Linked DNA regions of Homo sapiens: regions 1 and 3 are each linked to region 2. The links are chromatin loops, found by intact Hi-C in ENCODE. Cell type or tissue: ascending aorta. All regions are shown on one strand. Links, peaks and the distances in the headings refer to the core of each region. The heading gives the core; the rest is flanking DNA.

Region 1 (10,499 bases), core at 3,615-6,114, 220 kb after region 2:
CCCTCTTACAGTCTTAATATCCTCCATTTCATTAGCCAAAATGTAAGCAATTAATCTTTCTAAGGTTGTCAACCTATCAGATTATTTCCCTACTTAGAATCCTTCAGTAGCTTTCACCCCACCCCTACTCCTACCCCAGTCCCTTAATAATTAAATCATAATGAGCTTTTAATTATTTGAATGGACCATGTTATTTCTTGTATTTAGGCTTTTGTAAATGCTGTTCCCTTTGCCTACAACTGAAACTTCCTCTCCCACTCCAACTGCACCTAGCTAACTTCTAACTAGCCCTCAGATCTCAGCTTAGAGACTCCAGCAAGCTTTCTGTAACACATTCGTTTCCTTTCCCTGTTTAGGGAACCTCTTCTCTGTGCTGTCATGGCATTTGGCACAGTTTCTGGTAATTGTTTTGGTTATTTATCTGTATTCACCACCAGACTCAATCTTGCACAAAGGCGGCACCACGTCTAATTTTTCACCACTGAAGTCCCAAGATCCAGCAGACTGACTTAGCACATACTGACTGCAAAGGCTCAATAAAAATGTGTTGAAAGAATGAAAAAGCCCTTGTAAATGAAAGGTATGGTAATATGTTACAAGTAATGAGATGTGTGATCAAAAATTCATCTGCTTAACGTATTAACAAAGGTAAGTGCTGTCCTTTATTTTTATTCTCCAGTATCTTCCCCAAACAACATCTTATTTTAGACATCAGTTGAAGTGCAAATGATTCAAAATAGAACTAGATCAGTTTTCCCCAAGCCTGCTGAAATGCAGATGACCACAAATGTAGCTGTACTCATTTAGTCTTTTAATATAATCAATTAGTAACGTGTATTTTCCAATGGTGAACTGATTTCCAACCATGAAAATATTTTCCATTTTTTAGCTCCTCCAAAAACGTTACTTAGCTATGTGCATTTAAAACACTGAATCTGATTTGCTGGAATGTTAGCTTTTCCTATCTACAACCGTATGAACTAGCCTGCAAATTTTTTTTGTTACTGTCCATCCCTAGTTTTGATACTGTAGTCATACTAGACTCAGAGAGCGGCACAGTAGCATTTACTCTTTTTCTACTCTAGAGAAATCTGTTTTACTTTTTTTTTTAATATTTACTTTTTCATTGAGACAAGATCTCACCTTGTTTCCCAGGATGGTCTCAAACTCCTGAGATCAAGTGATGCTCCTGCCTCAGCCTCCTAAAGTGCTAGGGTTATAGGCGTGAGCCACCATGCCCAGCCGAGAAACTTGTTTTAAAACGGAATACATATATGTCCCTCAACAAGAAGATAAAAGCTTTCCTGAAAATCCTGGACCTCAATCTTTTGGGAGAGTGACTTTGGACTACTGCTTCAATTTCTCTAACGCTGGTCTATTGAAGTTCTTAATTTATTTTTGGATCAATCTGGTAATCGTCTTCAAAAATATTTCTATTTTGTTTAAGTTTTCAAATTCACAAGTTCCATCTTGTGGGGTCTGTCCATTTTGTTTGGCTTTTGAAAGAGTTAGGTTTGAATGAGAGGCAAAGACTGACTACAGCCAAACTGTCACAGCAACTAACAGTAATCAATATTCCAAGCTGACTGCTCCCTTCAACTTCTCTTCCCTGCCCTCAGTAGAATATGAGTTATTAAGGAGCTAGGCAGTCTTTATCCCCAACACTTTTTAAAATCACTCCACCACATGAACTTCTAACCTGTCCAAAAGATAAGGTATTCAGGTTCACAACAAATGGATTAATTCCCAAACCCTTTAAGTAAAACCTATTAGGTTTGGGCATAAAATGAACCAAGTAAAAGGGTACAAAGCAGCTCTGAAAGAAAAGTACCTGTAATAAGGAAGTTGCCGTGTTCCTCCAAAGGTTCACTGTATTTTCGGACCACATGATTTAAACCAAGGTCTAGCTCATAGAAAGTAAGTGTCTGCTGGGTATTAGCTGCTGCTTCCCCTGTTGGATCATTGTCTGCTTCCTACAGAGAATAGTGGCATAAAAACTAATCATCAGCATAAAATCGAAGATCTGGAAAGGACATCAGGACTCCAATTTACAAATGAGGAAACAGAAGTCCACAAATGTCTTCTTTTTTTTTTGGAGAGACAGGTTCTCACTATGTCACCCAGGCTGCAGTGCACAGAGGTATGATCTTTTTTTTTTTTTGAGACGGAGTTTTGCTCGTTGCCCAGGCTGGAGTGCAATGGCACGATCTCAGCTCACCACAACCTCCACCTCCCAGGTTCAAGTGATTCTCCTGCCTCAGCCTCCCGAGTTGCTGGGATTACAAGCATGTGCCACCACGCCTGGCTAATTTTGTATTTTTAGTAGAGATGGGGTTTCTCCATGTTGGTCAGGCTGGTCTCGAACTCCTGACCTCAGGTGATCTGCCCGCCTCGGCCTCCCAAACTTGGATTACAGGCGTGAGCCACTGTACACGACTGCAGTGGTACAATCTTATCTCACTGCAGCCTAGAATTCCTGGGCCTCAGGCTCCCAAGCAGCTAGGACTATAGGCACATGCCACCACACCTGGCTGACGCCAAATAGTTTGACAAAGTTTATGCTATAAGATAATGGCAGAGCTAGAACGAGAACTGCAATCTCCAAATTCTGGATCCAGGGAGCTCTCTACTAGAGGATACTGCCTTCCGTTAAAGGAAAACAATAGTATGTTCTGTGAAAAAATACCTTAAACATAGCTTCAAGTTTTTCATGAAGCTTTTCCCAATAAATATCTTGTTTCCATAGGGAGATTACTTAAATCAGAGAAAGACTATTAAATAGTTGCTTAACCTCTGAAGCATCCCAAAGAATTTCAGTAAGGCATTTGGAATATGAAGATCTGCTAGCAGGACAGAATTAAGATATGCATAAGGGGCTGGGCCTGGGTGAGGTGGCTCAGGCCTTATAATCCCAGCACTCTGGAAGGCTGAGGTGGGCCAATCACCTGGGGTCAGAAGACCAGCCTGGCCAACATAGTGAAACCCCATCTCTACTAAAAATACAAAAATTAGCTGGGCGTTGTGGCAGCACCTGTAGTCCCAGCTACTCAGGAGGCTGAGGCAGAGGTTGCAGCGAGCTGAGATTGTGCCACTGCACCCCAGCCTGGGCAACAGAGCAAGACTGTCTCAAAAAAAAGAAAAAAAGGTATGCACAAGGAAGAAAACGATCTTTTCGTTTTTTTTTGAGATGGAGTCTCACTCTGTCGCCCAGGCTGGAGTGCAGTGGCGAGATCTCGGCTCACTGCAAGCTCCACCTCCCGGGTTCACGCCATTCTCCTGCCTCAGCTTCCCGAGTAGCTGGACCACAGGCGCCCGCCACGATGCCCGGCTATTTTCTTTTTGTATTTTTAGTAGAGATGGGGTTTCACTGTGTTAGCCAGAATGGTCTCGATCTCCTGACCTCATGATCCGCCAGCCTTGCCTCCCAAAGTGCTGGGATTACAGGCGTGAGCCACCACGCCCGGCCGGAAAACAATCTTAAAAAAAAACACTGAGGTGACTGAAAGAAACGCAAAGAGACAGGGTCCCCATTACCTCATAATCCATTTCCAGACAAGCAAACATTGGATTTTCAAATCCGACATCTACTCCAACTACATGATACACTAAAGTGTTTGCTTTGTGGGCTTCCAGGGGAGATGAAATGGTAAGTCGGGCTGCAGCATCTCTGTTCAAAATATACACCAATTTCTGTTTCTCAATGGCACCTGTAGTTGAAGGAGATAAAACATACAAGATTCCCAGATAATGAGAAGAGAGACTTATAGAACAGCTAGAGTCACATCATGCTTTTCTTTTAATCATTATTAACAGCAGTAACTCTACAAGTATAAAAACTCAGGATTCTGTTTTCTATCATCAGAATAGCACTTTGGGAGGCTGAGGTGGGTGGATCACCTGAGGTCAGGAGTTCAAGACCAGCCTGACTAACACAGTAAAACCTTGTCTCTACTAAATACAAAAAATTAGCTAGGTGTGGTGGTGCATGCCTCTAATCCCAGCTACTTGGGAGGCTGGGGCAGGAGAATTGCTTGAACCTGAGACGCAAAGGTTGCAGTGAGCTGAGATCGCACCACTGCACTCCAGCCTGGGCAACAAGTGCGAAACTCTGCCTCATTTGAAAAAAAAAAAAAAAAAGAATAGACAATAGTGGAGCTGGGCACAGTGGCTCAAGTCTGTAATCCCAGCACTTTGGGAGGCCAAGACAGAAGGAAGGATTGCTTGAGCCCAGGAATTCAAGACCATCCTGGGCAGCATTGTGAGATCCCCATCTCTCTCTTATTTATTTATTTATTTATTTATTTATTTATTTATTTATTTATTTTTGAGATGCAGTCTCACTCTGTCGTCCGGGCTGGAGTGCAGTAGCGCTATCTCGGCTCACTGCAACCTTTGCCTCCCGGGTTCAAGCGATTCTCCTGCCCCAAGTAGCTGGGATTACAGGCACCCACCACCACACCCAGCTAATTTTTTGTATTTTTGGTAGAGACTGGGTTTCACCATGTTGGCCAGGCTGGTCTCAAACTCCTGACCTCAAGTGATCCTCCCACCTTGGCCTCCCAAAGTGCTGGGATTACAGGTGTGAGCCACCGCACCTGGCTGAGACCCCATCTCTTTTAAAGATAAATAGCCACCGTGCCCGGCTGAGACCCCCATCTCTTAAAAATAAATAAATAAATTTTTTTAAAGACAATGGCATCATTGTGGCCCCCTTCTTCCTAATACAGGTCTTAAATATCCCACTAACTAGTCAAAATTTTTTAATGAGTCCTACATTTAAGGATACTGAAAAACAGTAATTCATAAAATTATCATTAGCCTTATTCTCTGAAATAGATCTAACGATTTATGACTGCCCTCTAGAGGCCTGATCAGACACACAAAAATTTTCTTCAAGAATTTATCAGAGAAGAGACATGAATGTGAATCATCACTTCAGGCTGATGAAAGCAACGATATTCACTGTCTAATAACATAAGATCATTTCATTGTAGTCTTTTTGCCAAAGAAAAAGAAATTGAAAAACACCCATTTCCAACTAGATGGGAAGTAGAAAGGTGTGTTAAGATTTTTCCCATTGTTTTAAAAGAAAATGCAACTCTTTTAAAAAGGAAATGCAACTTTAAACCTAGAGTAAATCCAAACATGATGCCAAACCCACATAAGTAATTAATTGGCACTGGCACACCACCAAGAGCACAGCATTGTTATCCTAAACTAGGCATATACAGCAAGTAGAGTAAATCACTTACTAATCATAACGGCTCGCCCTTTGGGATCCACAGCTAAGAACTGGCCAGGAACGATGCGACGGCATCCACTCTTGCCAAAGGTTTCTTGGTGAATCTTCTCAAACATATTCTTAGATGGCTGGTATTCCAAAATAACAATTCGACCAGAGTCACTGCCAACTACAATGTAGTCTTTGGTGCCACCTGTCAGCCTAAAGGCCATGAGTGACCGGATAACACCGAATACTTCCACAGTGAGTAGGGTATGTACTTTGCCAGTGTTGGGGTCTGGGCGAAGCAGCTCCAAGATCTTCCCACGGGAAACAACAATTTCTTGTTGTTTGGTTCCTAGATCACCAAAAAATAAAGATCATAAACAACCAGAACCCAGCCTGGCCACCATGGTGAAACCCCGTCTCTACTAAAAATACAAAAATTAGCCAGGCGTGGTGGCACATGCCTGTAATCCCAGCTACTCGGGAGGCTAAGGCAGGAGAATCGCTTGAACCCAGGAGGTAGAGGTTGCTGTGAGCCAAGACTGTGCCACTGCACTCCGGCCTGGGCAACAGAGCAAAACTCCGTCTCAAAAAAAAATTAGTCAGGTGTGATGGCCTGTGCCTCTAGTCCCAGCTACGTGGGAGGACAGTTTGAACCCAGGAGTTCAGAGAATGTAGTGGGTTATAATCCTGCCATTGCACTCCATCCTGGGAAACGCAGCAAGATATCGTCTCTAAAAAAAAAAAAAAAAAAAAAAAAGGCCACGCACAGTGGCTCACACCTGTTATCCCAGCACTTTGGGAGGCTGAGGCAGGCAGATCACTTGAGGTCAGGAGTTTGAAACCAGCCTGGCCAACATGGTGGGATCCCATCTCTACTAAAAATACAAAAATTAGCCAGGTGTGGTGGCACGTGCCTATAATCCCAGCTACTCCAGAGGCTGACACAGGAGAATCGCTTGAACCTGGGAGACGGAGTTTGCAGTGAGCCGAGGTCGCACTACTGTACTCCAGCCTGGGCAACACAGCAAGACTACGTCTCAAAAAAAAAAAAAAAAAAAAGAAAACTTCTCCATCATTTTAGATAAAAAGGAAGACTGAATTGGAAAAGGAATTTGAAAGATAAAATTAGTATTAAAAATGTGCTTTCAGCAGGGCACAGTAGCTCATGCCTGTAATCCCAGCACTTTGGGAGGCTAAGGTGGGTGGATCACGAGGTCAGGAATTCGAGATCAGCCTGGCCAATATGGTGAAACCTCATCTCTACTAAAAATATGAAAAATTAGCCGGGCATGGTGGTGCACGCATGTAATCCCAGCTACTCAGGAGGCTGAGGCAGGAGAATCGCTTGAACCCAGGAGGCGGAGGTGGCAGTGAGCCAAGATCACACCACTGCGCTCCAGCCTGGGTGACAGAGCAGGACTCTGTTTCAAGGAAAAAACAAAAACAAAAACAAAACAAACAAAAAACAAAAACAAAACAAACAAAAAACAAAAACGTGCTTTCAAAAATTCTATCCAAACTCCAGCTGAGATTCATTGCATTACATAGTGAAGTCAGTCACAAATCTCCAAATTCCCATATACGTATTTCCTTAATCAAATGCAGCAAAGAATAACTAAATTACCCAAATGAAGACTCAAACCCGCAGGAAGAGCCATAATGAGGATCAGAGAAAATAACAACATGAAATATGAATGCTGTGTGGTCAGTTAGGCTGCCTCTCAGTACCACATTAAGTATTCAGTACCACATTAAGTATTCAGAGTTAAACCTCAACAAAATTATGTCTTACTCTACACAATCATGAACCTCCTGCATTACTTGGATTGACTCAAAAATGTTAAATCTGCAAATGGCAAGAAAAAGTTTTTATTTTATAAACATTAGTACCTCACTTTCAGTAACTTTGTATTTCCTAATCCAATATTTGAAATTTCACACAATTCAAACCTAGCCTTAATCCATCTTTACAAAAATATTCCCCACATGGTAAACGTAAGCAAATTATCTGTTTCTATGCAGACAGCACTCCCTACCTAAACTGCATTTTCCCTTTTCTCTCATACAAAAGTTCTATCTCTTCAAGCACCAAACCAAGGTCCAACCTTCCCTTTATTTAAATTACTCTCTGATAACCAGACAAACACCTTCAGACATTCTTTTTACCCAACCTGATGTCAAATTCAAGATCAAAGATCAGGTCTTACACATCTCAGTATGTCTTACAGCAATAGGCACACGACTTGGCACTAGGTAAGCAGCCAAGAAAAGTGTGCCCTGACAAGAATCATTACACAATTTGTGAACTAGGAAATGCATCTGAAATAGGTAACAGATAATGCACCAGAACTTAACACCTCATCTCATAATTTGAATTGTTTACATTTACCAACAACTGTTTTGTCATAAATGGAAAACATTTCCTGCACAAGAGACTAAGCAAGATATGTATTAATTCACTTAAAATTTCAAAAGATGGTAACGAGAGAACTTACCAGAAAAGTTTCCATGAATGGCAAAGCTGATGCCAGTGGCTCTCTGCAAGGTTAAGTTGTACAGAAACATGGCTGCAGGAAACCTGAGCCACCCAGACCTCCAGGCCTTGGTTACACCAACAGTACGGAGTCCAAGAAAGCTAAGAAAACAGAAAACAGAAAAATAGCTGGGAGACTATTACTTCAACAGACATTTCTGTATGGGAAATTCTGGATGAAGACAGCAGAACCAGCAGAGCAAGCCCTATTAAGAAACAACATATGTGACCGGGCGTGGTGGCTCACGAGGTCAGGAGTTCGAGACCAGCTTGGGCAACACAGTGAAACCCCGTCTCTACTAAAAATACAAAAATTAGCTGGGCATGGTGCTGTGCGCCTGTAGTCCCAGCTACTCGGGAGGCTGAGGCAGGAGAATCGCTTGAACCTGGGAGGCGGAGGTTGTGGTGAGCCAACATCATGCCACTGCACTCCAGGCTGGGCGACAGAATGAGACCTCATCTCAAAAAAAAAAATAAATAAATAAAAAGCACGGGACCTTGAGAAATCCAAGGTCATTAGTATAGAATTAACATACATATTTGATTTTATTGTTAAACGAGAAGAGAGAATTATGAGTAAACGTCCTCATAAATAACTTTCTGGGCTGAGCAAAAGCAGGGTGGCAAGATCAATGCTCCAGGCTAGAAATGGGTCCTGAGAGATATAAAATTTTCTACTTGAGACTAAGGTATATCTTTTTTTTTTCCTTTTTTTTTTTTTTTTTTTTTTTGAGGCGTCTCAATCTGTCGCCCAGGCTGGAGTGCAGTGGCGCCATCTTGGCTTACTGCAAGCTCCGCCTCCTGGGTTCACACCATTCTCCTGCCTCAGGCTCCCGAGTAGCTGGGACAACAGGCGCCCGCCACCACACCCGGCTAATTTTTTGTATTTTTAGTGGGGTTTCACCATGTTAGCCAGGATGGTCTCGATCTCCTGACTTCGTGATCCGCCCGCCTCCGCCTCCCAAAGTGCTAGGATTACAGGCGTTGAGCCACCGCGCCCAGCCCATAGACTAAGGTATATGTTTAACGTTCTAGGACCACAGTAAAACATGAACGAAAAGGACCGATGTTGAAAGACCAGGGAGTGGAGAAACAACAAAAAAAGCAAAAGAGAGGAAGCTAGGAGCTGCTTCTGAATCCCTGAACAGCTCCCCGCAAGTTACTTTTCATATTTTGTAGCTGATCAAAACAGTCTACTTTCCCCTTTCCTTATAACTGATACAATCCATTACAAACCTTTGGAATTCATTTTTTCCCAAATCTAGTTGGATTCAGGTTCTCCAGCGACACCTTAACTTTGGATCGTGGAGGAAGGTGCATTTCGGAGGATCAGTCCAGTACTAGAAAAACTATATACGAGGCCAGGCGCAGTGGTGGCTCACGCCTGTAATCCCAGCACTTTGGGAGGCCGAGGCAAATGGGTCACTTGAGGTCAGGAATTGAGACCAGCCTGGCCAACACAGTGAAAACCCCTCTACTAAAAATGCAAAAACTAGCCGGGCGCGGTGGCACACGCCTTTAATCTCAGCTACTCGGGAAGCTGAGGCGTGAGAATAGCTAGAACCAAGGAGGAGGAGGCTGCAGTAAGCCGAGATCAAGCCGCTGCGCTCCAGCCTGGGCGACAGCGAGACTTCGTCTCAAAAACAAAACAAACAAACAAAAAATACATACCAGATAAATTTGGTAAGCTTTAAAACTTCCCCCACGTCTGGGCCGGGCGCGGTGTCTCACACCTGTAATCCCAACACTTTGGGAGGCCAAGGCGGGTGGATCAAGGTCAGGAGATCGAGACCATCCTGGCTAACACAGTGAAACCCCGTCTCTACTAAAAATACAAAAAATTAGCTGGGCGCGGTGGCGGGCGCCTGTAGTTCCAGCTACTCGTGAGGCTGAGGCAGGAGAATGGCGTGAACCCGGAAAGCGGAGCTTGCAGTGAGCAGAGATCGCGCCACTGCACTCCAGCCTGGGCGACAAAGCGAGACACCGTCTCAAAAAAAGAAAAATTAGCCGGGCGTGGTGGCACGCGCCCGTAATCCCAGCTAGTCTACTCGGGAGGCTGAGGTAAGAGAATCGCTGGAACCCGGGAGGCAGAGATGGCAGTGAGCCGAGATCGCGCCACTGCTCTCCAGTCTGGGCGACAGACTGTGACTCCGTCACAAAAACAAAACAAAACAAAACAAAAAAAACTTCCCCCACGTCTGTTTACCATTATTACAAAAAGCTTGTATGATTGCTCACTGCATCTTCTCCATCCTCCAAGGAAACATCATCGCATTTAAACTCTGTCCTCCATTACGCAAACGAGAAAATAGAGGTTCAGAGGAGGAGACAAGTTGCCCAACTACCAAAATACAAATTCAAACCGGAGTCTTGGCTCTAAAGACTGTTTCCGTTATTTACGCTTTTAACACGCTCCATCTTTCTATCTTCCCCTCGGTGTACCATTTACTCTACCCAGAGGGAGACATCCATGCCTCCCGCTGCTTGTCACACCTCCCCCGTCTCAGAGTCCCCAGAAGTTAAAAGCAATCTCCACGAGCCCTATTTTGAGATAGAATATGTTCCCACACTGTGGATGGAAGCGAGAGATAACTGCAGGAAGCCGTTTTGGCGCCTCAACCATCCCTCGGTACCTCCTCCTGGTCCCCAGCCTCTCGGGCCTAGACTGCCCGTGACCCCCGCCAAAGTCTCGGGTCCCCCTTCCATATGGCCGGTCTCCGCCTCCCCGGGCCCGGG
Region 2 (2,500 bases), core at 1-2,500:
CAGCATGGGGGCGAGGGGGCAAAGTGATGTAAAGAGACACAGATCTCCTCACCGTGCTCCTCCTCTCCCCTGGATCAGGCGAGAGACACCAGGGAGTGGGTGAGACCCCACCACCTCGGGCTGTGGGCAGAGCAAGAGCAAATGGGTTAGGAATTAGGTTGCTGATTTAGGGTTTTGCCCCCCCCGCCCTTTTTTTGTACAATTCACATACCATAAAATTCATAAAAACGACTCTATTGTATACTTTAAAAGTATACCATAGAGTAACTTTTAGTATTTTTCGCAAGATTATACAACCATCAGTACTAATTCCAGAACATTTTCATGACCCCAGAAAGAAGCCCTGTATGTACCCTGCACCCGTTAGGAGTCACTCCCCATGCCTCCCTCCCCACGCCCCTGGCGACCACAAATCCACCCTCTGTCTCTGTGGATTTGCCTGTTAATGGAGTCATCATACAGGATGTGGACTTTGTGGCTGGCTTCTCGGCAGGTGTTTTCAAGGTTCATCCACGTGTAGCAGGTACTTCATTTCTTTTTATTACCAAATAATATTCCCTGGTGTGGATGTGCCACGTTCCATTTCTCCTTGTCTCCACTGCAGGGCCTTTGGGTTATTTCCATTTTGTAGCTATTAGGAAAAATGCCGCTGTGAGCATTTATATATAAGTTTGATGTGCACAGACGTTTGCAGTTCTCTTGGTAACTGCCTAGGAGTGGGAGTATACCTATGGCAGCTCTCTGGGTAACTGTTTGAGGAGCTGTTGGCTTGACTCTTGCCTCACTGTTTAATTTTGGATGAGTCATTCCCCCATCCTCCCCCCACCTCCATTTCCTGGTCTCAAGTCCCCTCCCTGGCCGTGCTTGGACAGTCCAGCAAGCATTGGTGTGCATGGCCTTTGTACATCCTGCCGTGGCAGGTGTGCAGGGGCTGAATCGGGCAGGACCGCGGCGTCATTCATTGCTGTGCCACTTCCCCATCCTGCCCTCCGCCCTGTGTCTTTCTTCTGTGGCTGAAGCAAAGAATCCCTGGAGGCTCTGTCCTCAGTGGAAGCAGAGGCCTCGGCCCTCCCTACTTCTAGGCTGAGACCCACCCAGGGCTCCCCGGCTCCTGGCCTGGGTGGAGGGGCACCCCTTGCTCCTGCCATATGACTGGGCTGTGTGGCAGCCATGTGTCTCAGCCACGTGGATTCATCAGCTCTCCACTCTGTGTGCCAGGCCACGGGCAGGGGTGGCTGTGACTCACCTTTACAGCCCCAGAACCCAACGCAGCCGCTGGCACAGAGCAGGGTCCCAGGGGCCCACAGACATCCCAGTCTCCATGAGTGGGAGAGGGATGAAGGGAAGGACAGAATTGGACAGTAGGAGGGGAGTCTGTGAGAGTGAGTCTGTGTGAGCGAGTGCCAGCTCCTGCCTGGATGAGGCTGGGAGATTGCGTGCCAACACGTGACACTGTTTGAAGACTGAGGGGGCGGGAATGGGTGAGCAAGCAAAGGGGTTCCCGGCCAGGGCTGGCCTAGAGGAACCAGGAGGAGAAGTGACAATTGGGCAGTGTGGGGGAGGCACTGGCACTGTGTTTGCATTGACAGGAATGGCTTTTGAGGGGGTAGGCCTTATCTTTTTTGTTTGTTTTCTAGATAAAATTTGCCCTTTTGAAGCATAGAATTCACTGGCTTTTAATATACTCACAAGCTTTTTGCAACCATTACCCCCATCTAATTCCACAACATTTTAATCCCTCAGTAGGAGCCCTACAGTGCTAACCTTATCTTGTATTCCCATATTCCAGCCACCTGGCCGGTCCTGGCCCACATGGCCCTGCCCATCAGGCTCTGTCCCACTTTCCCTGGTCCAGGGCTGAAGCCCCGGTTGCCGTCGTTATTCTTGGCCTGGGCTCAGAGTAGCCCAGGAAGAGGCACAGGCAACCACCCAGTCAACTGATGTTTGTTGGGCATCTGCTGGGCGCAGGGACAGTCCTGGAGATACACCTTTTGGGGGGACAGGCATAGTCCCTAGCCCAGAGCAAGAGAGGAGTGAGGGGCAGAAAGAGCAGGCGACCACCTGCAGTGTGAGGAGTTCCCTGCAGGATAAACACAGCCAGCAGAAGGTGGCCAGGAAGCCTCAGCAGCCCCTGGGGCAGGTGCATGCACACAGGCACACGCGCGCACACGCGCACACACACACACACACACACACACACACACACACACTGAAGCCCCTCCCAACAGGGCAGGTCCGTGGCCCCTCTCCCTATTGCCCATTGCAGCAGAGTGGTAGGCTGGACTTTGCCGCCCTGCCAGCTCTTGGTGCCAGGCAAAGATGGGTGCTGTGCGAGGAGAGGCAGCTTCTAAGGATACGGGGGCTGTAGAGCAGCCCTGGGGACATTGTGACACAGTGCTGACCTGCGCTCACACTCAGCACTGGTCCCACGCCCCACTCTGCCTCTGTCTCGGAAGAACTCAGCAGGCAGGTGGTCAGGCTGGGGCCTCACCCCACCCAC
Region 3 (11,370 bases), core at 3,618-6,117, 170 kb after region 2:
GCGTAACCTACCCCGGTGACAGCGGGCTGGGGCTGGGCAGGTGAACCCACAGATGTTCCAGAAACTCTCCAGTCTGTCCAAGGATCCCTTAAACCTGCATGTCGAGGAGGGTGGCTGACAGATAAGAATGGTGGCATCCAGATGTGACAACAGAGGGGGATGAAAGCTTGGGGGTCCCCCAGAGGGAGGCCTGAGCCTGATGCTCCACCTGCCATCCTTGGGACAGACAGAGGCCTAGTCAAAATATCCTCAAACAGGCAATGAAGCCTTTCACTCTAGTTACGATGAAGCTGGGTAAGAATAGGCTCTGGGCCAAGAAGATGTACTTGACCTTATCAATTTTGCCTGGCTAGTTAAAGCCCCAGGCTTGGGGAAGAGGGGGCCTCCAGGGGTGCTTGTTAAGCACCAGACCTTATGCTAGATGCTTCACAAACAGGATCTCTGACTTCCAACATCCCTAAAAAGTTTTTGTTTGTTTTTGTTTTTGTTTTTTGTTTTTGTAGAGACAGGGTTTCACCATGTTTCCCAGGCTGGTCTCGAAATCCCAGGCTCAAGCAATCCACCCATCTCAGCCTCCCAAAGTGCTAGGCTTACAGACATGAGCCACCATGTCCGGCCCCTAACAAGTTTTATAACCTCTATTTTACACATGAACTAACTGAGGCACAATGAAGTTACGTGGTGGAAGTTCATGGTCAGGCAGCTACTGCATACAAACCCAGACTAGTCAGCCTTCTAAAGCCAAGCTCCTAACCACTGCGTTAGACTGTCTCTGTCCCCTTCCTGAGAAATCCCAGAGATCTCAAATCCCCTGCCCAGCCCATTCTGCCACCATGGCCCTGGAAATTAGTAAATTAGTCCCGTAATTCTCATGAGTGAGCTGACCCCACACATACCGTGAGCTGAGCTTCAAAAATGTTCTTGCCCTTGGCCCAGAGTATTCATTCTGGATGCAGAATACACTCCAAGGAAAAGGGGGGAAAAAACAATAACTTCAAATACCAAAAAAAAAAAAAAAGTTATTTCCACAGAGTTGTCCAGAAAAGTCGAATTATTCATTGCAAAACACCTAGAAGCAACTCAACTTCATCAGCGGACAGAGGCTGCCCGTCCAGGGATGGGTCTGTTAACTTGGTGAATACCACGTGGACCTTAAAACAACATCTAGTTAGTTGGTTTATGTGCATTTAAAAGTAAGTGCAAAGTTGGCCGGGCGTGGTGGCTCACGCCTGTAATCCCAGCACTTTGGGAGGCCGAGGTGGGTGGATCACTTGAGGTCAGGAGCTCGAGACCAGCCTGGCCAACATGGTGAAAGCCCGTCTCTACTAAAAATACAAAAATTAGCCAGGTGTGGTAGCGGGTGCCTGTAATCCCAGCTACTCAGGAGGCTGAGGCAGGAGAATCGCTTGAACCCAGGAGGCAGAGGATGCAGTGACCTGAGATGACGCCACTGCACTCCAGCCTGGTCGACACAGCAAGACTCCATCTCAAAAAAAAAAAAATGCAAAGTTTAAAAGCAGAACACTTCATTTTAATTTCAGAAATCCCACCTGCATGAGAAAGACTTACCTATGCTGTTGACTTTTTTGCCTCTTTCCTTTAAAGAACTTAAAATCAATTAATTTTTTTTTTTTTTTTGAGACATAGTCTCACTCTGTTACCCAGGCTGGAGTGCAGTGGTGTGATCTCGGCTCACTGCAACCTCCACCTCCTGGTTTCAAGTGTGTCTCCTGCCTCAGCCTCCCAAGTAGCTGGGATTACAGGCATGTACCACCACACCCGGCTAACTTTTGTATTTTTAGTAGAGACAGGGTTTCATCTTGTTGGCCAGGCTGGTCTCAAACTCCTGACCTCAAGTGATCCGCTCGCCTCCCAGAGTGCTGGGATTACAGATTACAGGCGTGAGCCACTGCGCCTGGCCAAGTCAATTAATTTTTGATAAAGTAATACATGCAAGTGATAATCCACACACACAGTACATTAAGGTCCAAAGACCTACGGCAATATATAGTGGAGCAGCGCCCCACGGCCCATGCCAACCATTTGAGAATGTAGGTTTGTCAATTGACTAAACTCTGAAGGGCACACACAGAGAAGTGACTTGCTTTATGGTTATGTGGATCGGCTTTTTCCTGCAAGGCTGATGAAGGCAAAGGTTAAAAATTGAAACCCAGAGCAGACAGTTCTGCTGAGATATACTTCTCTGAGGCATACTTCAGAGCATCTTGGCTGGGACTGTCTTTGTCAAGTCTAGCTCAGGTCCCTCTTCCTGGGATCAGTGAAGCAGCAGCAGAATCGGGGTGGGGAAGCCAGGCCGTCAGAGGCAGAGGAAAGCCAGGCATAGGAGAGAAAGCCTGCTGCCTTCTTACCTGTTCACGTGCCAAGACTCGGTCTCCTAGGATTTGCTGGTGGCCTTAAGGGGCTCCAGGACCCCAAGCAGGTGCCTAAGGGCCACGGGCAGTGGGTGCCAGGTTGGAGAGGCTGAGGCTGCCCCCAACCCACAGTCCAGGCTTCCCGTCTGATGAGAAGGGCGGGGAAAGCAGGCCACTGCAGCTCTGCTCAGGAACCGAAGCCAGCAGGGGCGGGGCAGGGCCACGTGGCCCCCGCCTGCCTTGGACTGTGAAGTAGGAGGGAGTCTTCAACCCAGAGGACCCGCCAGGGGACTGCTCTGACTGAGGGCGCCAGCCAGTTGACTACAAGAAGTCCCCCAAACCCAGGCCCTGGCTCCCAGGCAGCTTGGACTGTTCTAAGGGACTACCCCAGCTCCTCTCCAGAACACTCGGCCTAGACAAAAGCTTCGTCTCATAAAACTAAAAGCCAGGTGATGGGGAGTTGGGTGTAGTGTGTAGTGACATGAGCCTCAGGGGGCTGAGGCAGGAGACTCTCTTGAGGCCAAGAGTTCGAGGCTGCAGTGAGCTGCAACTGCACCTGTGAATAACCACTGTGCTCCAGCCTGGGCAATATAGCGAGATCCTGTCTCTAAAAAAACGAAACAAAACACAAAACTGAGTGATGTGGTGGTGACTGGAGTGTGTGTGTGTGTTTGTGTGTGTGTGTGGGACTGGGGGTCCATTAGGTGGAAGAAAAGGCCTTTCTCTGATACATCATCCCTGTTGAGCACCAATGAGTTACCCAGTCTACAGATGAAGAGACATGAGCTCCAAAAGGTGAATAATCTTTTTTTTAATTTTAATTATTTTTTGAGACGGAGTTTCACAGCAGGGACTACAGGCACGCTCCACCATGCCCAGCTAATTTTGCATTTTTAGTAGAGATGGGGTTTCACCATGTTGGCCAGGCTGGTCTTGAACTCCTGACCTCAGGTGATCCGCCCATGTCAGCCTCCCAAGTGCTGGGATTACAGGCATGACCCGGCATGCCTTGCCTTTTTTCTAGACAATGTCTCACTCTATTGCCCAGGCTAGAGAGCAGTGGCACAATCACAACCCACTGTGGTCTTGACCTCCTGGGCTCAATCGATCCTCCCACCTCAGCCTCCCAAGTAGCTGGGACCACTACACCCAGCTAATTATTTATTTATTTATTTATTTATTTTTTTGTAGATACAGACGTCTCCCTATGTTGCCCAGGCCGGTCTCAAACTGCTGGCCTCAAGGAATCCTCCTGCCTTAGCCTCCCAAAGTGCTGGGATTTCAGGCTTGAGCCACTGTGCCTGGCCTTGGGTAAGATTCCTCACCCCTTTTCTGGGGCTTGAGCCCAGGAGTTAGAGACCAGCCTGCGCAACATAGAAAGACCCCCATCTCTGCAAATAAATAAATAATTAAAAATTAGCCAGGCATCATGGTAGCTCATGCCTGTAGTTATAACTACTCGGGAGGCTGAGGCAGGAGGATCACTTGAGCCCTGGAGGTCGAGGCTGCACTAAGCTATGACCAAGCCACTGCACTCCAGCCTGGATGACAGAGCAAGACCCTGTCTCTTTTCTTAGAAAAAAAAAAAAAAAAAGAGAGATTGAGAGAGAGAGAGAGAGAATCTTACCTAAGATTCCCCAGCTGGTTACTGAGGTCTGACCCCAAAGCCAGGTTTTCCTGAGGGACACAGGACCTGTCCTGGTGTAACACGTGGCCTCAGACCCAGCACTTACGGGAGTTGAGGTCCTTTCCCTCAGCACCATCACCAAAGGTACAGCCATTCTCCCTTCACCTGGGTCAGAGTGGGCAACTGCAGGGGCATCTTCAATATCTCTGTCAAGTTTTCATAGCAGGCTTCCTGATTTTACTAGACTGCATTTGGATTCATTAGGGATGGGCCAGTGGGGGAGGATAGGAGAACGGCTGTGTTCAAAGCCTCAAACTATCCAAGAGGGGAGTCTGTAGTGTTTCACTGAATGTGAGCACAGAATCCTGGATTTAGGAACCCCTTATTAACACCCAGTCTTCCACAGCCAACCTAGTCTGGAGTGCTGACCTTGCTGGATGCGGTGGCTCACGCCTGTAATCCCAGCACTTTGGGAGGCCAAGGCAGGCGGATCACCTGAGATCAGGAGTTCGAGACCAGCCTGGCCAACATGGTGAAACCCCATCTCTACTAAAAATACAAAAATTAGCCGGGCGTGGTGGCAGGCGCCTGTAATCCCAGCTACTCGGGAGGCTGAGGCAGGAGAATTGCTTGAACCCAGCAGGCAGAGGTTGCAGTGAACCAAGATCACTGCACTCCACCCTGAGCGACAGAGTGAGACTCGGTCTCAAAAATAAAAAAACAAAAAAAAGAAGAAAAAGAAATGCCAACCTAGTGACAATAGTGCGCTTTATTCCGAGTGCCAATGCATGCCACAAGTAGTTGTTCATGAAATGTTTTCTCAATTGGATCGACAAAACTGGATTCCTGGTTTTGCCCTGAACTTGCAACAGGACAATAATGCCCACGCTGGAATGTTCCAGGCTAACTCCTCACCCGTCCCCAAGGCAGTGGCCACACAGGTCACACACACTCTCTGCAAGGCCCTGCTGGAAAACTCTGCCAAGGCGTTGATTCATCCGTTGGGCAGCTAGTGGGAGGGCAGAGTGGGTGGAGGTGATGGGGGCACAGCCACAGGATCTCACTGGGGCCTCACAGAAGCCTGAACACCGCACGGTGCCCTCTCTGGGGCCTCTTGGCTTGGAATGATGCCCCTTTCTTTCAAAGCATCACATATAGGACAGCAGGTCCCCCAGATCTCCCAGGGCCAGAGCCCCAGGTCAGCGGACAAGCCTCAGAACCCCTGAGCACTCAGTCATGTGCGTTTGTGCTACCATGACCCCAGGAGACCGGTTTTTGTTTTTTGGTGTTTTTGAGACAGGTTTCGTCCTGTCATCCAGGCTGGAGTGTAGTGGCGCAATCACAGCTCACTGCAGCCTCAAACTCATAGGCTGAAGTGATCCTCCTGTCTCAGCCCCCTAATTACTGGGACTACAAGTGTGCACCACCATGCCTGGCTAATTTTTGTATTTTTGGAGAGATGGGGTTTTGTCATGTTGCCCAGGCTGGTCTCAAACTCCTGGGCTCAAGGGATCCTCCTGCCTCAGCCTCTCAAAGTGCTGGGATTACAGGTGTGAGCCACCATGCCAGGCCCAGTAAATCAGTCTTATTCTACCAATTTACAGGCAGGAAACCAAGACTATGCTTAGAGGCTAGTGAGCCCAGGTCATCTGACTGTATACAGTGCTCTCTTCATGGACTTTGCTGCCTCTTGGCATTTGGCAGGTGGAATCTCGTTTCTGATTGCTTTATGAGGGCAGCATTGCCTTTCTCCAGTTACATCATCGACTCCCTAAAGCTGAGATTCCCCAGTGTGTCCTCATAACAGCTGGAGGCCCTAATAACCCACAGGAAATGGTAGTACTTCCCTTGACCATCACGTGTTACTAGCTTATACACATATACTCACGGCTCCAAATTAGTAACTTCTAAGCCTAAACGCTACCAAATGACCCAACTGAAAGCACCTCTCCTTTCATTATGAGACTGCAGTCAGAGAAGGGAGCAAGTTCTGCTGAGTGGACCTGGGAATTTAAAACTTGACTAGGCTCTGGAAGGCAGAGTGAGAGGTGGGAAACTGAAGGGGGCTTGCCTCTGGGCACCGCCAGAGATGCTGCATACGGGGGTGGGGTGGGGTAGGGTGGGGCTAACAGGGCCCCTCAGCTATTCCAGATGGGCTGGCCCAGCTCCTTTTCCAAATCTGAAACTTCCAAACCTGGTTTTCTTTGATATTTTTTTTCTTCATTTTGAACAAGCAGCAATGTTCATTGTCCATCACAGCTACTGATCATAACACTGGACTGTGAAGCAGACACATGCCCAGACATCACCAGCAGACTCTTTTTTTAAAAAAAAAAAAACAGGGCTTCACGCCCGGCTTTTTGAATTTTTTGTAGAGATGGGGTCTGTTTCCTAGGCTGGTCTTAAACTTCTGGGCTCAAGCAATCTGCCTGCCTCTGGCCGCCCAAAGTGCTGGGATTACCAGGCATGAACCACCGTGTGAATAATTGGGAGCAGACCCCAGGAATCTGTTCTGACAAATGAAGAGGGTTCTAATATCCCACTAGGATTATGAGCCACAACTACAGGTTTCCTACCATTTCCTGACCTAAAACCCCTGCTGCCCACTCCCCACCTCTTCATTTTTCAGACTTGGGACCTTCTGATTTTTCCTGAAGTCCCAAGGTTGTGGCTGAGGAAATCAGATGCAGGCTGCAGGCTCTTCTGAAACTGGTGGCAGGCCCTCTGGCAGACTCACCTCACCACCAACCTCACAGCGACAGAGACTGCCTGGTTATAAACTCTCCTCCAACCTCTGGGTGCAGAACAGAGCTGGGAGGTGGTGGTTCATGGTAGGTGCCCAGTAAACGTTTGTGGAAGAAATGAGCGTAGCAGCCTCTTCTAGTGGGTCAGCATGTCTCCTGATGGCTTAAACAGCTCCTGGCCAAGTGCAGTGGCTCACGCCTGTAATCCCAGCGCTTTGGGAGACCAAGGTGGGTGGATCACCTGAGGTCACGAGTTCGAAACCAGCCTGGCCAACATGGTGAAACCCCATCTCTACTAAAAATACAAAAATTAGCCAGGCATGGTGGTGCATGCCTGTAGTCCCAGCTACTTGGGAGGCTGAGGCAGGAGAATTGCTTGAACCCAGGAGGCGGAGGCTGTGGTGAGCCGAGATTGTGCCTCTGTACTCTAGCCTGGGCAACAGAGTAAGACTTCATCTCAAAAAAAAAAAAAAAAAAAAGAAAAAAAAGAAAAAGAAAAAGAAAAAAAAGAGAAACAACTCTTGGTTGTGCTGGTTCAGACTGGTGTGTAGCCTACACCTGCCCATTTCAGTTCACCTGAACTTCACAGGGTGTGTTGGGCTACCAGATCACTCAAATGTCAATCAACCATGGCCAAGCAGGTGTTTTAAGAGTCCCTATCTTGTCCTCGAGAGCCATCTATTCCTTTCCTCCGTTGTGACGTTTTTTGGACCAGGTTTGATTTCAGCAGCAGAGATGTTTCTTCTGAGCTCTACATATAGCCCTTGAAAATTAATTTTAAGGGTGTAATAAAATATTCACATACAATATTCCATATGCAAATGAGCAAGTGGATGACTCAAACACATGTCATTTTTACTTTGAATAGAAAACAGAATTTAGAGGCTGGGCATGGTGGCTCACGCCTGTAATCACAGCACTTTGGTAGGCTGAGCTAGGTGGACCACTTTAGGCCAGGAGTTCGAGACCACCCTGTCCAACATGGTAAAACCTTCTCTACTAAAAATACAAAAATTAGCTGGACGTGATGGCACATGCCTGTAGTTCCAGCTATTTGGGAAGCTAAGGAGGATCGCTTGAGCTCAGGAGATAGAGGTTGCAGTGGGCTGAGATCGCACCACAGCCCTCTAGCCTGGTCAAGAGAGAGAGATTCCATCTCTAATAAACAAACAAACAAAAAAACAAGAATTTATGACCAGGCGCAATGGCTCACACCTATAATCCCAGTGCTTTGGGAGGCCAAGGCAGGAAGATTTTTTGAGGTCAGGAGTTCGAGGCCAGCCTGGGCAACACAGGGAGACCCTGTCTCTACAAAAGTTTAAAAATTAGCTGAGTATGGTGGCACACATCTGTAGTCTCCCCTACTCTGGAGGCTGAGGTGGATTGCTCGAGCCCAGGAGTTCAAGCCTCAGTGAGCTATGATCACTCCACTGCACTCCCAGCTAGGCAAGAGAGAGAGACTGTCTCTAATAAAATTTTTTTTAAAAAATTAAAAAATAAAACAGAACTTAGGAATTAAAAAAAATTTGAAAGCCAGACTGATCCCATCTGAATGCCTTTCTGGCTTTCCTCTAACAAGCTCAAGAAAGGCAGCAGCGTGGGAACAGCACACATTCTGGGGACCAGCACTCTCCCTGTGAGACGAGCCTTTTCCAGCGCCGGCAGCTGTCTCACTAGCAATACATTTACACTAACCAAGAAAAGCAACATTCCAACTAGAACCCCCCTCCTCCAAAGGAATGCTATTCTTGGCAAGAGATCTTCCAAAGGAAACATCTGCAGAACCTCTGCCAGTAAGGTCAGGGGAAAGCTGAGGCAGCTAAAAACTTTTCAGTCCTAGGATCCAAGTCACAAGGGCTTAGCAATGGAACAGGATGGAAGCAAACCCAAGGGCAGATCCCTCTGTCTGAGTTCTGCAGCAGCCTCTGATGGGTTTTGCCAAAGCTGGAGAGAGGTCTCTATTTACCTGGTTGCTCAATCAAACCACAGGAGTCAATCAGGTCCCCTTAACAATTACACAGATGGGACTTGTCATTGAGTCACATCCAATCTAATTTTAAACTTTTGTAGGTCCTGCAGCAACAACTATGAAAATTCCTTTCCACATATTCAAGCCCAAATCCTTGTCCTAGCCCTTCCTCTTAACAGAGAACAAGCAAGCTGATGGGCAGACTTCCAGAGGAAGCTCGGTGGTGACAACTCCTGATTCCATAGATTAGGTTTTCCTTTCTTACATAACCCCCTACCTTCTGTACGGAGTGTATGTATTTTAGTCAAACTTGAGTTAGAAAAGAGGCGAGGAGCTGCTCAAGTATCTACGCTGAGTTCCTCAGATGACTGCATGTCAGTATCACACAATTTGATAGAATGGATTTAGGGCCACAGGAAAAAATGAGCCCTGAAATTAGGTTTTCAAAATCTAATTCAGAACTACTGTCTACTATGCAAATTCATGAGCTAAGTGAGAAAAAAACATGTTATTTAGGGATTCGATTCCTGGCAAAACCTGGGTCTCTCTTGACTGATCTAAAACCAAGTCATGATTCAAGAGATACTTAGTTCCAGGAGACAGTGTCACAGTGTCAGGAACCCTCTGTTCTGGGCTCTGAGAGGTTCAGATTGTATTCCACCATTCCTGATTCTAACCCAGTGCTCACCAGATCATTTGCTCAATTTAGATGGCTGAGCACATGCAGACGAAAGAAAGTTTTACATTTGTGAAGTATTGAGAACAGTGAGCTCACTTCTCCAGGTTCAAGGCGCAAGGACAGCCTGGAAGACGAGGGCTTCCCACACAACTAAACAGGAGGAATTCTCAGGGGTGGGCTGGAACATTTCTGGAACTGGGCCTCTTCCACCTAACAGGCTCTCATTATACCCTAAAGGCCCTCTGGAACCCACCTGAGATGGGTGCTGCAGACAGGCCCCACATATACACAGTTCTCAGGGGCAGGGCAGTATCTAGGTTCTTCTGTACTGACCCTTCCTATGGTCCTATGGAGCCAAAGATCGCTTTAGGTGCTGTATCAGTAAAAGGGGCATCTGTTAAGACTCCCCAGCTAGAATTCATGCTAAAATCCCCATACTAACATCCTCAGAGTAGAAGAGGAGGAAGAATCAGCCACCCTTCCTCAATACCCAGTGGGAAGAGGGGTGGGTATACACATGGTTATTGAGGTCATGTTTCATCAGCACAGCAAAAAGAACCAGGAAAAAACAAAGAAACCACCACAGACCTGGGGGTGGGGAGCCACAGAGTGCCGCAAGTCCAAGTCGGTATCTGGAAGGAAGGAGTCTACTCAGTTCTTCCTGCTCTAACTTGGGTTCAAACCTCCCACCTACATCCTCATCTCCAGAACAAGACACATGGATGCCAGTCACCTTAAAAACTAGGTTTCTATTTCTGGTTAGATTCTAGAGCAGTGGAACTCAGGAGTGATACTATACCCTACCCAGTCCCACCACAGCCTGCCTCCTTCCTCCCACAGAGATAACATTGTACAAAACTGTATTTACAAGAAAACCAATTAAAAATTAAGGGTGTGTGCAAAAGTAGACAGGAGAGTCAAGACATATCAATGCAGGGATGGCTTTGGGGAATGGGGGACTCAGGTTCTACACTGGAACCTGGGGTCATGTATCATGTACCAGGTGGGGAGAAGTGTAGCAAATCTCAGTGCCAATTTGAGGGGAAGCCAGTCATTCCAGGAGAAGAGCTGAGGGGAAAGAGCTGTTGACTTTCATAATGCAGTCTTAATTATCCAGTCACCCTCCTGCCACATGGCAGAAGCCAGGTGGCAGTGATGGTGGTGGGGGAAACAAAACACACAGTCTCTGGCAAGCCCCACCGGGAAAGGAGGGCTCAGAAGGCGTAGCGGGTCCGGATATCCTCGAGTTTCTTGGACACTTCGGGTGGGGTTCGGTCCAGTTCTTCAGAGACGTTCTTTTGTTTGTTGGGTTCCATGGAATTGAACTGCTCACAGAGGTCTCCATCAATCACATTCTAAGATATGGAGAAAGCAGAAAGAAAAAAAATGGTGAGATGCCCAAAGAAAATGGCACATGCTAAAGCAGCACTTGTAGGGAAAGCTGTTTTTATTTTTTAGTTTTTGAGACAGGGTCTCACCCTATCATCCGGGTTGCAGTGCAGTGGGATAATCTTAGCTCACTGCACTCTCAAAATCTGGGGCTCAGCCTCCCGATTGGCTGGGACCACAAATGTGTGCCACCACGCCCAGACCGGGAAAACTTTTTATTCTCCACTCGATACTTGAACCCCACTTGTAGATCCAGGAACACTATCTTAAGTTGACTCTTGGTACTCAGAGTTCAGATTGGCAGAAGCAGGTGAAGCCTTTGCTCTGGCTGTGGTCTGCCCTGAGGGGAGCACCCTCCCTGGTACTATTCCCATCAATCCACTCCCTGTGCTGCTCCTTTCTCAGATCTCCCTTTTCAGCTCAGATTCCCCCAACCTACCTTCACAGGGAAGTAGTAGGAGCGAAAGCTGAGGTGGTCCCGCCCACAGAGAGGGGGATGTTCAGACCGCAGGTGCATTTCCACATGCTGGAAGAAGTCATGGTCCTGGCAGAAGAAACAAAAAATCTGTCACTGAGAAGTGATTTCAACT

The links. A loop is a pair of places that touch in the nucleus more often than their neighbours do. Peaks named below come from ENCODE experiments on the same cell type or tissue, not always from the same donor. Only the 100,000 strongest peaks of a DNase experiment are listed, where the experiment ranks them.
Region 1: a loop joins it to region 2, with 2.9 times the contacts of the local background. A loop is called at or near these places in 6 of 110 quality-filtered maps.
Region 3: a loop joins it to region 2, with 2.1 times the contacts of the local background. A loop is called at or near these places in 2 of 110 quality-filtered maps.

The regions. Positions count from the first base shown.
Region 1 is chr16:70,523,953-70,534,451 of GRCh38, reverse strand. SF3B3 (splicing factor 3b subunit 3) reads right to left here. Exons shown (of 26, transcript NM_012426.5): 2 at 7,726-7,865; 3 at 5,253-5,579; 4 at 3,535-3,707; 5 at 1,832-1,973. The coding sequence starts at 7,795. SNORD111B (small nucleolar RNA, C/D box 111B) reads right to left here and starts at 4,953; the gene lies at 4,853-4,953. RefSeq lists an enhancer at 9,355-10,092. In ascending aorta, for the core only: a CTCF peak has its summit at 4,862 (motif pointing left); no DNase peak of the experiment used is centred there.
Region 2 is chr16:70,745,193-70,747,692 of GRCh38, reverse strand. The region is part of intron 12 of VAC14 (VAC14 component of PIKFYVE complex); the gene reads left to right. Among named protein-coding and RNA genes, the nearest start is that of VAC14-AS1, 8.7 kb to the left of the region's middle. RefSeq lists enhancers at 1-380, 625-1,125, 1,126-1,626. In ascending aorta, for the core only: no CTCF peak of the experiment used is centred there; DNase peaks (open chromatin) are centred at 852 and 1,342; H3K4me3 peaks cover 393 bases; H3K27ac peaks cover 2,500 bases.
Region 3 is chr16:70,571,049-70,582,418 of GRCh38, reverse strand. It overlaps SF3B3 (splicing factor 3b subunit 3), which reads right to left. Exons shown (of 26, transcript NM_012426.5): 25 at 11,220-11,324; 26 at 4,751-10,746. The coding sequence ends at 10,606. It also overlaps a transcript of IL34 not described here. Among named protein-coding and RNA genes, the nearest start is that of SNORD111, 39 kb to the right of the region's middle. RefSeq lists enhancers at 2,006-2,511, 2,512-3,017, 6,678-6,747. In ascending aorta, for the core only: no CTCF peak of the experiment used is centred there; a DNase peak (open chromatin) is centred at 4,968; H3K27ac peaks cover 2,123 bases.